Regions from separate parts of the Mus musculus genome. Here region 2 is linked to region 1. Evidence: chromatin loops called from intact Hi-C (ENCODE). Cell type or tissue: heart. All regions are shown on one strand. Each heading gives the region's core, and the rest is flanking DNA. Links, peaks and the distances in the headings are about the cores only.

Region 1 (5,317 bases), core at 318-5,317:
CATACATGTGTGTGGAGGACAGAGGACAACTTTCAAGAGGAACTGGTTCTCTTGCTTCCATCATGTGGGTCCCAGGAATTAATTAAGATCAAGCTTGGCAGCAAGCACCTTCACCAGCTGAGCCATCTTACCAACCTGTTTCCGTTTTCTTAATTGAAATATATACCCCCCCCCAAAAAAAAAGGGAAGAAAGAAGAGAAAAAGAAAAGAAAGAAAAAGTAACAAAAGCTTCAGCAACATTTTGTTTGGTTTGAGGATTTGAGACAGAGTCTCACTATGTAGCCCTGGCTGTTCTTGAACTGATGATCCTCCAACCTCCCAAATCCTTGAATTATCAACATATGCTATTGTGACTAACCATATCAGGTTAATTTTTTTACAACTCATTTTGATTTTTAATTATGTGTATGCATATATGTCCGTGTGGGAGTATATGAAAGTGAACGCAGCATCCCATGGAGCACAGAAAAGAGTATCAGCTCTTCTGAAACTGGAGTTAGACAGCTGTGGGCTGTTTGATATAGATGCTGAGAATGGAACTCTGGTCCTCTGTAAGAGCAGTACATGGGACCAACAACCAGCCTCTCTGGACCATCAGGTTTAGAACTAAATATTACTAACCAAGAAATCTATTTTCCATGACTATGAAATAAGAGTTGCTACTAAATTTTTAGTAGCAGGCTCATTGCATTTATAAATGAAACACCTATAGTATTAAAATATCTCAAACTTACATATGTATTTCCTAAGTGTGACTATTAACAAAACATTCTATATTCTCTTAAAAACCTACATGTCTGGGGACTTAAAATGGTTCAGCAGTTAAAAGCCTTTACTGTCTGCTCTTCCAAAGGATCTAAGTTGGGTTTCCAACACCCATATGGCTAAGAGCCTTCTGTAACTCAAATTACACAGGATATAACACCCTCTTCTGGCTTCATGGGACACTATACACATGTGGTACATATGGTGACATGAATGCCTAAAACATCCATACACATAAAAGAAAATCAATCTAAAAAGAAAAAAATAATACATGTCCATAAAATAAAGGTCTTTAAAATAGAAGCGTTGAGTCTAAAATTTAAAGACAAAAAAGGAAAAGTTCCAAAGAGGAAAAGACTACTTGTACTCAATTCTAATGGCAGTTTCCTCATAATCTGATGATGTTGAGTCTATGCAAAGCTAGGGAAGTGTCCTGGACTTACAAAACCTGAGCTTTACTTACATGCTGTTGTTGTTTTACTTATTTATCTTTTAAGACAGGGTGCATTATGTAGCTCCGGCTAGCCTGAAACTTGCTATGTAGACCAGACTGGCCTCAAAATTAACAGCAACTTCCTGCCTCTGCCTCCAGTGTGGTGGGATTAAAGGCATGTGACCACAGTATCAGGAATTCTAATACATTCCACATAGAAATGAAAGTTGTCACCATGAAGAAGATACAACTAATACACAACATGCATTAACCATACGTTTATAACTGAAATTTCCCAAACAAGCTCCTTTCCTACTAAGAAAATGGTTTTCATTTCAAAACAATAAACTGTAAATGGCTATGTATTAGACTCACAACTCACCCCTAAAGAATCTGCCTTCTGCTTGCAACTCGTTTTTCCTTCATTAAAGCAGTATGAGAAAAAGATTGCTACATAAATGACAAGGAACAAGATTCACAAAAGGACAACATAAATACATGATTTGGGAATGTGACTAGTTACGTCAGCTATTATTCTGGTGAAAAGTATCCAGAAAAATAAGCACACAGGAAATATAGTTAAGAAAATGAAGAAGCAGGCAATGGCCTGTTTCAACCCCCACCTATACAATTACAGAAATTAATAGGATCAATGCCTGATCTTCTATCCTTCAAGAAAAAAAAAAATCCCAGAAAAAGAAGCTCATAAACTATTCATTCTAGGGGCTGGTGAGATAGCTCAGCGAGTAAGAGCACTGACTGATCTTCCAGAGGTCCTGAGTTCAAATCCCAGCAAACACATGGTGGCTCACAACCATCTGAAATGAGATCTGACACCCTCTTCTGGTACGTCTGAAGTCAGCAACAGTCTACTTATTTATAATAATAAAATAAATCTTTGAGAAAAAAACCTATTCATTCTTTTTTTAAAATTTATTTAATGTATATGAGTACACTGTCACTGTCTCCAGACACACCAGAAGAGGCATCAGATCCCATGACAGATGGTTGTGAGCTACCATGTGGCTGCTAGGAACTGAACTCAGACTTCTGGAAGAGCAGTCAGTGCTCTTACCCGCTCTTACTCCAGTCCTATTTAGTTCATTCTAATGCTTAACCCAACCACATATGTCATGCTTTAAGAACCTAAAGTGCAGATTGAAAACAGAAAAAACACAGGTGGGCAGTGGTGGCGTACACCTTTGATTGGGCTCTTAAGAAGCAGAGGCAGGCATATCTCTGAGTTCCAGACCAGCCTACTTTCCAAGTTCCTGGCTAAGACTACGCAAAAAAGCCCTATCTCGAAAAACCAGCACACATACATACATACATACATACACACACACACACACACACGAGAAAAGGGTTTGTTTTAAAATATTTTAATGGCAAACCATGGTCACAATTCAAAGCAAAGCTAGCAGTATTTAAACACTGTGCCAGTCTATACTTGAGACACTGAATTTGAAAATTAAAATAACTTTAAAAATGAGCATAATCTAAATGACGAAATCTTCATTTTACGATTTCTGCTTATTGACTGCAAAATAAAGAAAAATAATTTCAGTTCTTAATATTCTTAATCCATAGTATTAGTGTGGTAGATGGGCTCTCTCTGAGAGCCTGGACTTTTAAGGAACTTTCAACTGCCTCTCAATTTAATTTAAATAAATCTGTTTATCTGTACACACACGTCCTCCCTGGCTCAGAAGAATTTCACTTTTCCTTCTAAAGAGTAAGTCGTGTGTTTAGAGGCGGCTTGTAAAACCCTTTCTGTTAAGTGTACCACTTCCTATACATGGGACTTTTTTGCCTCCTCTTTGTAAGATGGCTTTTTCCCCTGCCCCGCAGCTACGTCTGGGTTCCTAGGTCACCCCGGGATCCTTCATCCTGGTCCAGTCCCATACGGTTTTCCCGATTTCCGCGCGGGGTGGCATCTGAGGGCCGAGCGCAAACCCCCTGCGGCTGGCGCTAGCTAGGCGTTGTCACCCGGGAGCAGGCGTGGGCCAGAACGCGGGCGAGTCCAACGGCGTGCGGCTAAGGGGTTCCGGGGCCCCTCGGTGCGCCCGGGCAAGCCGGGAGTGCAGCTGTCGAGGAGCCGGAAGCTCTTAACGCGGGCGCCGCGCCGACCACAGGCAAAGCAGGAAAGAAAGGGGCTCACTGCGGCGGACGGCCCTGAGCCCGCGTTAGCGACAGCCCGCGCACGACGCCCGCCCGGGCCTGCAGGGCGAGCGGGAGACCGAGGAGCAGCCTACGCCTCGGCCCGGCCCAGCGGGGACCCGCCCAGGGGCCACTCCCCAAGGGAGGCAGCCAGTCACTCGCCCGCCCCGCCAGGCCCGCTCCTGAGGGGACGGACTCCCGCCCGCCCTCACACCGCGCCTCACGCCAGGCCCCCAGGCTTCGGGTACCTCTCACCTTTGACGACGCGGTCGGCCCCGAGAGGGGGCGGTGGGGGCGGGGGCGGGGGCGGCGCGGCCCGGGCCGGCTCCGGGGCGGCCATGCTGGGCCCGGGGCTCGGCTAGGTGCCGGGACGGGCGGGGTTGGGGGCGGGGGCGGCGGCTACCAGAGCCAAGCGGCGGCGCCGCCGGGGAACATGGCGGACCCTCTTTCCCTTCAGAGGGGCTAAGACCGTCATGCATCGCGCGTGCAGGGGCGGGGGCGGGACAAGCTCCAGGGACTTGAGCAAAATTACCGAGGCTACTACAGAAACGGAAACAGTCCAAGGGATCAGGTGAAAATTCCGTACATGCAGAAAGACAAACCAGTAAAGAGAGGTTGCAGATTAAACTGAGGGGCTGTTGATAAAATGCAAGGGGAAAAAAGGACGGTTTTTTGGCCGCTTTGGAGCCCAGGAAAATGAAGAGGTGTAATTTGATCTCAGAATTTCCCAGGCCTAGACAAATATATGACAATTTATCTACAAAATCTAAGTGATAATACTATGGCCAGAGAGAAAAATGAAAGAAGCATCAGGGAATCTATAGAGTGGCATTATCATTTAAAATGAAATTTTCCCTTTAATACCAGACCTCAGGAGGCAGGGGAAGGCAGAACTCTGTAAGTTCAAGTCTAGCTAGGTCTAACCACTCAGGGCAACAAAGTGAGACTGTCTCAACAAAACGGGGCCCTAGAGAGTTGCATAGAATTCGAACTCTTGCTTTGAGAGTTTGGAAAAGTCCAAAGGCACATAAATTCAGCTGGAAAAGTCTAAGCACCACGATTTAAGAACCAAAATGGATCAAGGGAAGTAGGGAATGACACCAAGAGGTGTCCTGAGAACCTGTAAGATTCCCCTGGAAAGCCATTGCCTCTCTCGTAATTCACTGAGCAAATAAATTTGAAGGCAGAGAGATGGTTCAATGGATAAAGGTGCTTGCAGCCAAGGACTGTGATTTAAGTTCCTTAGGACTAATCCCCATGGCCGAAGGAGACAATGGAAAGAAGGAATTAGACTCCTTCTAGTCTGACATCTACTAAAACTTGTAAATAAAGAAATGAAATAGAAAAAAATGGAAAGCAGAGACTAAGTAGGTAGAAAATAGGAAATTAGTTCCTTATCTTTGTACATACTCGGAATTTGAATTTGGGCAACTTGCAGAAACAGATCCAAGTTGACCAGCATCCAAGAGGTCAAGAAACAAGTACAGGTGGTCCTTAACAGTTATTAATAAGATGCTCAGATGCTGAAGGCATAGGCCACCAAACCCAGTAATGGAACCACAGGGCACACAAGGTATTAAAAGAGAACTGACTAGTACAGCTTACTCTAGCCTTCATGTGTCCTCCTCATACATATGCACAGTCATTACACTTCTTCCAAAAAGATAGAATTGTGTGTATGACACGAGCAGTGTTGAATGGTTCAGGGGCCAACATATCTACTAAGGCCCATGTCTCTATGTTATAGCATCCAAATAGGATGAAACAAGAAAGCCCTCTGTATCTTATTACTCAGTAACACAAGTTCTCAGAATCTGTCCTCAGTGATTAGGAGGGCAACGTTCTCAGCATCTGTTGTTTCTTTGTGTTCATCAGTAAGATCAAGATCTGGAATAAATAAGGAGGGAAAACCCAATAGACATTCTTTGCAAAGGGAACCTTCCAAATTATTTTCTTTTG
Region 2 (5,376 bases), core at 238-5,237, 95 kb after region 1:
CATACTTGTTATCTCAAGGACTTGAGCCATGGTCGTGGAGACAGGAAGATCAAGAGTTCATGGCATCCTCAGCTACAAAGGGCATCTTAGGCTAAAGAAGAGTCTATCTCATTTAACACTAACTATTACTGAAGAGTATCAAATGAAAAGTAACATTTGGGACTAAAGAGATGACTCAGCAGTTAAAAGTACTTGTTGCTCTTACAGAGGGGCCAGGTTTAGTGCCCAGGACCTAAATCTGTTCACAAGTGTCTATAACTCTCTTCTAGTTCCCACAGGCACCAGGCACTCATGTAATAGAAACACATAGTAGCAGGCAAAACATTCATACACACAAAATTAAATTTTTAAAAAGTATCATTTGCCTCATATATGAATATAAATAAAATAAATAACCATTTCCACTACTAAAACATTTTCTGAGAGCTTGCAAATGTTAATTATTTCTTGTTACAACTATTTTCCCAAGACTAGTTCCCTATACAATTATACACAGCATGAATATTATAATTTATTCAAGTCCCTGTATAACAATATAAACCCTCAAATTTAACATCATGCTAATATTCAAATTAGATTCTCATGTGTAGTATAAATATATGAGGAAGGAAACCCTATTAAGAGATACCCCTTCCTTGCCGGGTGTGGTGGCTCACGCCTTTAATCCCAGCACTTGGGAGGCAGAGGCAGGTGGATTTCTGAGTTCGAGGCCAGCCTGGTACATTTATTATGTCACGCTTATGTCTCATTATTGTCTCCCACGTGGGTTCTAAGCAATTAAAGACACAGAACCTTATACCTTTTATGTTTATACTCTGAGGTCTTCCATACAAAATAGTCTCAATAAATGTTTGTTGAGTGGATCTACGACATAACCCTTTCCCTTCAAAACCTACATAATGTTCTACACAACAGGGGTTCCATACAGCTTGCTGTTGAACTCTTACAGAAAACTTCAACTTCCACATAAAGCTTTTCCTTGTCCCAGAAAGGCACTAAGTTCAGTTACACACACCACAAACTAAGTTTTCCTCTAATACACATCAAATAAGTGGGTCCCATGACTATATTTAAGCTAGCTCAAGGATTTAAAAGCCATTATTCTAATTAATGAATCTATGAATCTCAATATGGCAAAATCCGGTTATATAATCAAAAGAAGTTACCCTTTGTAAATTTATACCTATAAAATAGAAACATTTTTGGAAAGCTTGTATCTTTACCCCTGACATGAAGCCATGATTTCCACTAGAAATGAATTAACCAGACAAAAAGTCCAAAATCAACTCCAGAAAACAGCTCTTGAGATTCAGAGAATAAATCATTTTTCTTTCGGTAATTTTAATTCCTTAAGATTGCTTTTATTTGCCGGGCCGTAGTGGCACACGCCTTTAATCCCAGCACTTGTGAGGCAGAGGCAGGCGGATTTCTGAGTTTGAGGCCAGCCTGGTCTACAAAGTGAGTTTCAGGACAGCCAGGGCTTTACAGAGAAACCCTGTCTCGGGAAAAAAAAAGAAAAAAAATAGATTGCTTTTATTTCTAGATATTCAAATTTTATTCTGTCTCTTAAAATAAAACTTCATCTATTTCTTCAGAGATAATCTGAATGGGCATACTGTGGAAACAGTATGGTTTCTATGCAAGGTACTAAACTATCCCTAGATTGAGTGTTCAACCTCCTGCTACAACATAAACACTTTCTTATTTTAAGCTCTATTTGTGAAAGGTTTGAGTGTCTTACTGTACATTCTTTTGTCATATCGTCTCTTCTGATTTTACACTGCATATATAATTTCATGGGCACAGCGTAAAGGAATTCTACACTTGAATGAATCTGGGAAGAAACGTGCTGTGAACACACACCCTCTTCTTTCGGCTCACAAACGCTCCAGAGGAAGCACACCTCATGGTTTGTGGGGGGGCGGAGGGGATTCCCCCTCAAGAATGTCTCTCTCCTGCCCCCACCCCACGCTTTATTTTAGAGCAGCAATCTATCACTATCCTACTCACAGTCTCTACGCTAAAAAGATCCTCTCCAACTAATACTAGTTTACCAAGACTTCTCCTTTCACAAGTCCAGAGTGTTGGTTCGTTGGATTATTTCTTTGGCTAGGAGAACTGGGAAGCTGGAAGGCTCCAGGACGCCACCATTCCCGCCACATCATTTAGGAGTCAGGTGCTGGCCCTGTGGCCCAGCCCTGCCTTAGGTGGAGCAGGGAGGGAATCGGTGTTTGCAAAAAAATCTGACCCTCCCTCTTTTCCGCACTCCTACCCCACCCTCAACAGTTGGAAAACAACGTGGGCCCAACTCTTTGCTCCCATTCAACATACCCTCTTCTGCACATTACCCCCATTTTCTTCCCACTTCTTTCGGATGCAGCTTGTCTCCTTTTCTCCCGTTCTGGGTCCCCTTAACCTCCTAGCTTCCATCACTCGCATGCCTCTCCGCTCCCACACCTGCCCCCCTGGAGCCCAATGCTACCCGAGTCTCCCTGCCCCCTGTCCCCGGACCTCCGAGCAGCGCCAACCCTCCCCTGCTGCCCCAGCTCAGAAAGACGCCCGGTCCCGCTGCGTACGGAACGCGAGTGCCTCCTAACGCGTCACCCCGGGGTGCAGGTCCCCCGAGACCCGACCTTCCGCACCCCCTCCCCCTGCGCTACCCCTGCACCCCGTTTCCGCCGGCCCCGCCCCCCTGAGAGTGTCGCACTCACCGCTCCCGCCGTCGCATCCTCAACCGCCGCGGCTGCTATAGCTACAGGGAGCCAAGGCAACCAACTCTCGCGATACCTCCCTCGGCGCCGACGAGAACCGTGGAAAAGAGACTCGCTGGAAAATGAGCCTGGCGACTGACGGCTGAGGACGTATCGCGATAATCGTGTGTAAGATGGCGGCGGCGGCGGCGGCGCGGCTCAGGGTGAGCCGGGAAAGACCCGGGCGAAGGCCAACTGTTCTGATGGAGTCGAAGAACGCCGGCCAGCCGGTGGTCTGCTCCCGCCGGGGACAGTTATTATGGCAGACTCTCTGCTGAACTAAACTTGGGCTGTGCGCTCGCTCCTTCCTCCTCGCACCGAGAACCGCTTACCTCAGGTTCCGTTTCCCTGACATTTTCCCCTCGTGTCGAATTGCTGGAGATGGAGTGGGTAGGCCCGAAATTGACCTCCTCACCTCCAGGTTACCTTCAGGAATTTTTTCATCCGTTCTACCGTCTGCCAAACTTACTTTGCTTCCTCGGAAAAGTTTATCCCGGGTGCCCCGCCCCATCAATTTTCGAGACCAAAATAGGAAATAAGTCACAGGCCCACGCACAAACAAGAAAGAAAGAAAGAGAGAGAGAGAGGAAAAAAGAGAGCGAAAAAAGACAGACCTAAGGTGTTTAGCTGTGGCATGCAACTGGAATCTCACAGGAGTAGGATTTGCACTTGCTGGTCGCGGGCCTCTGCTTACATCCTCAGAATCTGGACTTCCAGGGGTGTCTCTGCTCTATGGCAATGAAGCAGAAGGATTTACCGAATCCTGGTCAACAAGGAGGAATGAAACACAAGGGATGAGCAGGACAATAGAATTGGGAAGAATGTTTACCTCTCGAAGCCCTTGAGAAATTTTCGTGAGGTGCATTCAGTTCTGTCAAGTAAAAACATATATGGCTAACTACAGTGTACAACTTAAATGTTCCACTTGCTACATTATTAACAAAATTGATTTCACTGGTATTTTTAACCGCATCAGTTTCAAATCAGGCCAGGTGTGGTGGCTCATGCCTTTAGTCCCAGAACTTGGTAGGCAGAGAGAAGTAGATCTCTTGCAAGGCCACCCAGATCTACATAGTGAATTCCAGGACATGTCTCTAAAAATTCATTAATTTTAGAAAATAATTTGTAATCGATATTAATCCATTTCATTTTTAAGACATGGTTTCACTCTGTCACCCTGACATGCCTGAACTCCCAGAGATCGCCTGCTTCTGCCTCCGAAGTGCTAGGAATTAAAGTCCTGAAATGCCACACTCATCCAAGATTGGTGTTTTCCCTTACTTTTTCAGAAACCAGTGTTTAGGGGCTGAAGAGAGATCTCAGCGGTTAAGAGTATTTGTGGAGAGTGTAGCTCTTAGACAGGACCAGGGTTCAACTAACAGCTCCAGCTACGGAGGATCTAATGCATTCTAGCTTCTGCAGGCACTGCATGCGTGAGGTGCACAGACATGCAGGCAAAACATCCATAGGATGTAAAAAATAAAAGTAGATAAAAGTTTTAAAATACTTATTTTGTACTTATTCCACATTTCAGTCAACCAGAAATGTTTAATGAACTCAGAAATCACATGCAGCTTGCTAATAAGTACAATATTGTGCAGCATAGACTTTGTCTCCATAGTATCGAATGAATGAGCACTCTCCGAGAGCCAGAGAGTAATATTCTGGCTATGTGATTTGTAAAAGAGGGACCTTTAAAATTGCTAACTCAATGGCAGCAGGGGCTAGGTGAATAACAAAAGCTAGTCTTGTATAATATAAAAACTAGTGAGTACTAGAACCCACTAGAATCACAAATTCTTACCTGAAAGGACTCTCTTGAGTTGACAAGGTCTCACTATGTCGCTCTGGCTGTCCTGGAACTCACTCTGTAGATCAAAGTGGCCTTGAACTCAGAGATCCACCTGCCTCTGTCTCTCAAGTGCTGAGACTAAAGGCATGCACCACCCATACCTTCCTACTCCTGAATTTTAAAACAGAGTAATGTATCTGGGGCTTAAATTCAATCCCCAACACTGCAGTAAAAATAAAGATAGTAGGATGGGTGTAGTGGCAGAGTCCGGAGAATCACTACAAGGTCTGTGCTAGCCTGTTCCACACAAGCCAGGCGTGGTGGCGCATGCCTCTAATCCTAGTACTCGGAAGGCAGAGGCACACGGATTTCTGAGTTTGAGGCCAGTCTGGTCTACAGAGTGAGTTCCAGGACAGTCAAGGCTACACAGAGAAACCCTGTCTTGAAAAACCAAAAAGGAAAAAAAAAAAAAAAAAAAGACTTGCAGTCTATCCAGAGATACACAGACTCTTCAAAAGAGAATATATATATATATGAATGATGGCAGACAGAAGACACTGAAGAAGAGAACACTTTTCTCATGATGCTAGGAAATGGAACCTAAGGCGTCTTCCCTAGTGAAGCCCTGCACCACACTATTGCAGAGGTTCTCAACCTGTGGGTCCTAAGGCTTACAGATCATCAAGTGACCCTTTCTCCAGGTTTACAGATCAGATATCCTGCATATCAGATGTCTACATTACAATTTATAACAGTAGCACCATTACAGTTATGAAGTAGCAACACAATAATGTTATGGTTGGGGGCCACACAACATGAGGAACTGTATTGAGG

What was found. Hi-C counts contacts between places; a loop is a spot of excess contacts. Peaks named below come from ENCODE experiments on the same cell type or tissue, not always from the same donor. Only the 100,000 strongest peaks of a DNase experiment are listed, where the experiment ranks them.
Region 2: a loop joins it to region 1, with 9 times the contacts of the local background. A loop is called at or near these places in 1 of 42 quality-filtered maps.

Annotation. Positions count from the first base shown.
Region 1 is chr14:20,542,743-20,548,059 of GRCm38, forward strand. Ppp3cb (protein phosphatase 3, catalytic subunit, beta isoform) reads right to left here and starts at 3,831. Exons shown (of 14, transcript NM_008914.3): 1 at 3,614-3,831. The coding sequence starts at 3,698. It overlaps 1810062O18Rik (RIKEN cDNA 1810062O18 gene), which reads left to right and starts at 3,551. Exons shown (of 6, transcript NR_033571.1): 1 at 3,551-3,602. In heart, for the core only: a CTCF peak has its summit at 3,410; a DNase peak (open chromatin) is centred at 3,519; H3K4me3 peaks cover 2,458 bases; H3K27ac peaks cover 2,073 bases.
Region 2 is chr14:20,638,206-20,643,581 of GRCm38, forward strand. It overlaps a transcript of Usp54 not described here. Among named protein-coding and RNA genes, the nearest start is that of Myoz1, 16 kb to the right of the region's middle. In heart, for the core only: no CTCF peak of the experiment used is centred there; a DNase peak (open chromatin) is centred at 2,776; H3K4me3 peaks cover 2,384 bases; H3K27ac peaks cover 2,378 bases.